2 separate regions of the Homo sapiens genome follow, and region 2 is linked to region 1. The links are chromatin contacts, found by Hi-C or POLR2A ChIA-PET in ENCODE. All regions are on one chromosome and are shown on one strand. Each heading gives the region's core, a stretch centred on a gene start or an enhancer-like site at or near the end of the contact. The rest is flanking DNA. Distances are from core to core; before and after follow the strand shown. Region 1 overlaps ZFHX3 (zinc finger homeobox 3). Region 2 overlaps ZFHX3 (zinc finger homeobox 3).

Region 1 (2,839 bases), core at 10-2,509:
CATGCCCAGCCAAAGAGGTTTTTTAAAGGCCTTCAGTCACTGTTGAACATGGAAATGAAAGGCAGAAGGGACCCTAGGAAGACACTGCAGTTTTCCAGTATTTGCTTTTATTTCCCTAACTCTTTAACATGAAAACACACACAGGAGGGGGTGCTCCAGTTTGAGGCTACTGTGGGCTTCCGTATGGGTTTTAGAGACACCTTCTCTGGTGTCTTCTAAAACACAGAGCTGTCTGGGAGGCATTGGGCCTGCTACCTCCTGCCCAGAACCAGGGCGGGACTAGGGGAGTGGGGATGACCTTCTCTCCCAGGTCCTGGCCACGCCCTTGGGAAAGCATTCCTGGTGTGCTCTGGTTGGGATTGGAAATACCATTAAATGCTTGAAGGAGAAGATGGTTTTGATTTGTCTGTTTCAGCCTTAAAAATGGCACAGTGGCTGTTATGTGTCTTGGTCTCTTTTTCTGTAGGAAAGACAGGATTTTCCAGATAAAACCGATCATCAGTCCATCAGGTCTTCACTTGTTCCCACCATCTGTCAGTAGCTAATATTATAGGGGAAAAAAATCTGCAGCCTCTGTAATAATGACCCAGCCAGTTACCAGTGACTTCGCAGAAGAGGGGGGAATGCAATCCATGATCTGTGGGGGGAAAAGCAAAAAACCTCCCCTCCATTCTCCAGCACGTGTGTATCAAATCTACATTCCTAAAGAGAACAAGGGCTAGATAACAGCCCTAGGAGCTTAGCGTGTGGACGCAGATCTCTGTTTCAAAGCGGGATGCTATTTTGCCCCTGGTTCCCACGTGTTTCCAGGGCCGGGAGACCAAGCCCTTCCCCAGGCCTGGCTCTTGGTAAGCAGCTTGCTTTATGCTTTCGGAACCAATAAAACACACCCTGCCTGCAAAGCATCGTGGGCCTGAGCTGTCCAGACAAATTTTCAGTTTGCATCTCTGTTTTTTAATCATTTCTCTACCTTTATTGGTATTCAGAGCTCACAGTTTTCCGGTTACTGTCAGCCTGGGCTTTCATCCATTTTAAAGAGCTATTTTTCCTCTTGCTGTTGATGATGATGGTATAAAGACAGATGGTGTAACTGCTTATGAATGTCCTATTTTATTTCTCCAGGACCAGACAGTTCACTTGAAGACATATATTATTTCCACATGCTCAGGTTAGGCGGTCCAGACTCCTCTGCCTCCTGCAGCCAGCTGCCCTTCCGGGCCTCGCCATGCGGAGGGCGACACCTGTAGGTCCTGGATGGAACTGCAGGGATGAGCTGGCTGGGCTGAATGGGACCTGCTTTTTAGGTGGGGGTGGGGGACTGAGGACACTGATCCCCTTGAAAGGGAGCTGGCTTATCCAGGATTTTCGTAATCATTTCTTCTTCTACCACGCATAGAACAGCCTTTTAGTGAATGAATCACAAATGATAATATTAAACCTAGGAACTCAAGAAGAGGACTTGATTTGTAAATCTTTTTAAAAAAAGAGATAAGCAAAATAAGTTCTTGAAATAACCTCTTTCGTTGATCCTCTCATCGGAACTCAGCTGCCTTCATTTTCTGCTTGCAGTAGGGCAGGGAGGGAAGAAAGCAAAAGCCCAAGTGGGCTCACAGAATGAGAGCTCCAGGAATATTCACAAAGCAACATGCAGTTTCCATGCTTGATGCATCAATGATCTGCTTATACATTACAGTCTCTAGTTTCTCAACAGATTTGTTTGGTAAGGCTCAAAGAATTGGGGTCAGTGTTGGGTGACTGTGAGTTTTTAGTGCTCTGCTGTGATAGCTGCAGGCTGTATAATGTGCTGGCTTGGAGATGGCCCCCCAGTGGGTAAATCCCTTCCCATGTCTGCTGAGCAGCACCTTCAGACACTGCACATCACCATCTCAGGGTGTTCTGTAGTTTGTAGGTATCAGACTGTCTTCATCTAAGGTGGTCATATGTATGCACTAGAGATGAGAGGCCATTGAGCCATCTCTTTGCCTAATCAAATTTGATTATCCCATTTATGCTGGAGATTGCAAATTTTTTGTGTGTGAAAAATCAGACCTTGGCGATGACCTTGGGCAGTAGGATATAAATAACTCCTACAAGCTTAGTGTTCCAATAATGGAACAATAGGCATAAATGTATCAACACTACAGATATTTTGTATCACAGCATGTATTGGGACAAATAAGGGTCCTTTAAGGGACCTAGCTCATCTGGGTAGACCGAATGCAATAATATTCATTGACCGCACGCTGGTATCACCATTCAAAGATGAATTTTATCATTATAGTGTTGAACAATTTTATTGAAATCCTAAAAATGTGCACAGAACGTCCCACCTGGACATAATGAAGATAGTTCCTGTGTCACGCTGTGTAATTTGTTATTACTCTACTGACACCTATACATGTTTACTCTACTAAATGATGTATGGTGTCAATGTGGGGCTCTATATCTGATTGACTTCAAGCTGTGGTTGCCTGATTTTTCTCTGTTTGAACTAAGGGTAGGGTAGGGAAACTTGATGTTGACTTTATTGTGCAGTGAGACAAAGAAGGAGACAGAGAAATTATATGTGGAATCCTGAGTTGGAGATGAAAATAAACAGTACCGTATTTCACCTGTATTCCCAGTGACTGCCTCATAAACTCCCTCTTGGTGGTAAGGAAGAAAGAACGTTCCGTGACACTAGTTCAGTTTTCCAGACCTTGGACCTCCATCATCTCTTGAGTCAAGACAATCTGATTCTAAATAGACATCTTCTTCCTCAGTGTTTTAGAAACCCTTTGAGACCAATTTACTTTGTACTCCTGTTACTTCCTTCGTGAGATACATTTAGAGGCTGTTT
Region 2 (3,036 bases), core at 353-2,852, 45 kb before region 1:
AAAGATCCCAGTGTGTATATTGTTACCTTGTGTAGCTTTCATTCGGAGCCCGTCCTTCACTTGCGCTTCCAGGGCAAGTCACATCCTGCTTCCCATGGCTGGTCTTTCCCAGATTGAGCCTGTGATGTGAGCCTCGAGGGCAGCCTCCACAGGGCCGTTCCTGTCCTGCACGAGCATAAAGCAGAGGCGAACTCGGACCCTTCCTGGCAATCTTGGATGTCTCATGTCGCTAGGTTCCCATTGCAGCGGCCCATCTGTCTCAGTGCCATGTGGCTAGTGGCTGCTGTATTGGATGTGCAGACAGAAGCCATTTCCTTCCCTGGAGAAGGTTCCTGAGGACAGGGCTGCTGTAGACAGCAGCAGAGTAGGGACTTGGTACAGAGGCCCAGGGCCCAGGGCTGTGCTCTTCCCACTGCGTCTGGCCTCCTTGCTGCAGGCTGACAAACTCATCCACGGGACAAGTAGCACTTTGCCCCAGGGGTGGGATTCTTTGTGTCTAGATAACAGTGTGATCCATTGCTGGATTCTCTCCAGGATAGAAATGAAGAAATCCTAAGACTGCGGTGAGCAAAGCAGCAGCAGTTATCTGTGACTCTGCACACTCCAGAGCGCGTGCCTCGGGTTGCTCTGAGAAGTGGAAACAGTTTGCATGGTTTTCCTAATGTCCAAAGCCCTTTGTGACTTCCTTGTGTGAGTCCATTTCAGAAGCATTGAGAAGCCCCACAGCATGGGGAGGGCAGCCCTGATCTGATTGGCCCTGGCAGGGGTCCTCACTGGAGTGGCTTCTAGCCTGTCACCGGCACTGGCACCAGTGAAGTGCGTGTGTGATGAGGATGTAGCCTGGCCATCTGCTATGCAGCCTTGAACCCAGCCCACATGTTTTTATGGCAATAATGGGAATTTTGTAGTAGATGTCAGCTGGACTTTTGGTAGGTGAGTTTTTTTTGTTTTTTTGTTTTTGTTTTTGTTTTCTTTTTTTGTAGAGACAGGGTCTTTACACAGGCTGGAGTGCAGTGGCACAATCATGGCTCACTGTAGCCTCCATCTCCTGGGCTCAAGTGATCCTCCTGCCTCAGTCTTCCAAGTAGCACAGGCATGCACCACCACACCTGGCTAGTTTTTTCATTTGTAGACAGGGTCTCACTATGTTGTCAGGGCTGTTCTTGAACTCCTGGCCTCAAGTGATCCTCCTGCCTCAGCCTCCCAAAGTTGTGACTTGCCCTGTTCAGGTTTACAAGCCCACTATAATTCAGGTGTGAGTTGCCTCCTTCACCACTCAACCCGTGGCCCCCAGTTAAGGGGGCTTCTTTGGGCAGGAAATAGAGGCGCCATGTCTCCAGCAACCTTGAGTACAGGGCTGACTGCAAGGAGGAGGGGCCTGAGTTGACCTGAACTTTGAAGAATCCACGCACGTGCTTGTCTGGGATCAACATAGCTCTTTGGGGCTCTCTGTTTTAGCCCAGGGATCAGAAGTTTTTTTTCTAAAAACCAAATCCTTTCCTAGTGACTCACCGCCCAAGTATGAAACACAGGAAAGACTTTTGTCCTTTTAACTTGAGGACGAGTCGTCTCTACTACAACATAAACACCAGACACGAAGAATGAGAAACTTACTGTGCTCAGGGTGTGTGCTATGATGACTAAGGCAAACTGAGATTCTCCTCCTACGCTGGACACTCTGATGCGTGGTCACTTTCCGCAGACCATCTTCATACAGAAGACCGTGATGTTTATTTCCACAATAAGAATTTGATCTCACTATTAGATATTGTAACAACAACACCAACAACAACAACAGAAAAACCTACACAGTGCCTTAACACCTTTGTTCTCTTGGTGGCCCCAGCGCTGCGAGTCCAGAGGTCATTATCCGATTCTTGAGGGCTGATGACCTACTTCTGATTTCCATATCTAGCTGGCCTTGGACAGACAGGCCTGATCGAATTCTGCAGCCATTTGATTCCCTGCGGACCTGTGCCCAGACCCTGGGCGGATCTGAAGACTTCCTCAGAACACATAAGACCGGGGAGATTTGTGCCATACCGGGCTGTTTTCTCTGAGCTTTGCTTTAATCAGGAATGTAGACTATTTTTTGGTTTTGGTAGATGGCGTGCAGGGGCAGGGCATCCAGTCATTCCTGTAAGGCATTATTACAGGGCTAATTGGGAAATAGTGATTCTTTTTCAATAACTATTTTGGAATCACCCCCCTTTCTCCCCCGCCAAGTCTCTGTTCCCCTTGGGATTGTCAGGCTCACGTTGAAAGACCCCCAGAGGGAAGGATGTTGGCATATATCATAGATATCTGGAAAGAATGTTTCAACCACACCTGGCTGCCGTGTGTGAGGACAAATTTAATTTATTTTAAAAATCTGGCCACAGGCGGCTTTTTCTGTTTGTTTCTTTAGGGGGGAAAAAAATTGAAAAGCAGCAGCAAGCTATGGTTCACATTTGTTTTCTTCCAGATTGGACCAGCCAGGAGAAGAGAGATTATCTCTAAAGGATATGAAAGGTTTAATCATTTTAATTTTGTTTTTATTAAAGTATATCATAACTTTTTTTTTTTTCAACATGCCTGGGTAGAACAGGAGAGAAGAGGAGGTAATATAAATATACAGAAACCCTCAAGCATTTGGTTAATAAAACTTTCCAACGGGCGATGCCTCGTGGGGAGGAAGTGGTTGGATGGCTGGGGATGGTGGGCCGACTGGGGAAGGCGGTGACTGCGCTGAATCGTAGCCAGCATCTTGCAAGCTTCCTGTCCAGTTCCAGCAGACACTTGTGGGAGCTCAGAGCTTTCATGAAACTGAATGAGAAGAAGCTCTGACTGTGGGCTTATTCCATCATGTTTCTCAAGCGAGACTGGATCCCTGAGCCATCTGTGGCTGAAGAAGTCTGAATTTACAGAGAACAGTAAAATTTGCTTCTATAAGATTCTTCCACCCCTACCATCTCAATGAAATATTTGAACCCGGTTATTTTGAAAACTTGCTTTAGGCCAAAACCTCTGAAGTTGCATGCATGCACGTGTGTTTTA

What was found. Hi-C counts contacts between places; a loop is a spot of excess contacts on that map. ChIA-PET counts read pairs that join two places held with the same protein, here RNA polymerase II (POLR2A). Pooled maps may share reads with other maps.
Region 2: a loop to region 1 is called in a map of Calu3, with 8 times the contacts of the local background. The contact joins two enhancer-like sites. A Hi-C loop is called at or near these places in 10 of 168 maps with a recorded cell type or tissue (Caco-2, Calu3, PC-3 and 7 more) and 7 of 50 pooled maps. POLR2A ChIA-PET finds 5 or more read pairs at or near these places in 6 of 52 experiments (BJ, HepG2, MCF 10A and 3 more).

The regions. Positions count from the first base shown.
Region 1 is chr16:72,831,136-72,833,974 of GRCh38, reverse strand. The region is part of intron 4 of ZFHX3 (zinc finger homeobox 3); the gene reads left to right. Among named protein-coding and RNA genes, the nearest start is that of ZFHX3-AS1, 170 kb to the right of the region's middle. RefSeq lists an enhancer at 688-857. Within about 2 kb of position 1,259, at least 3 of the 41 ENCODE cell types and tissues checked have a DNase peak (open chromatin) inside an H3K27ac peak, as active enhancers do; they include ascending aorta, where a contact is called at or near this core.
Region 2 is chr16:72,876,122-72,879,157 of GRCh38, reverse strand. The region is part of intron 4 of ZFHX3 (zinc finger homeobox 3); the gene reads left to right. LOC124903715 (a long non-coding RNA gene) reads right to left here. Exons shown (of 2, transcript XR_007065111.1): 2 at 2,518-3,036. Among named protein-coding and RNA genes, the nearest start is that of ZFHX3, 170 kb to the left of the region's middle. RefSeq lists enhancers at 399-900, 915-2,114. Within about 2 kb of position 1,602, at least 19 of the 41 ENCODE cell types and tissues checked have a DNase peak (open chromatin) inside an H3K27ac peak, as active enhancers do; they include ascending aorta, where a contact is called at or near this core.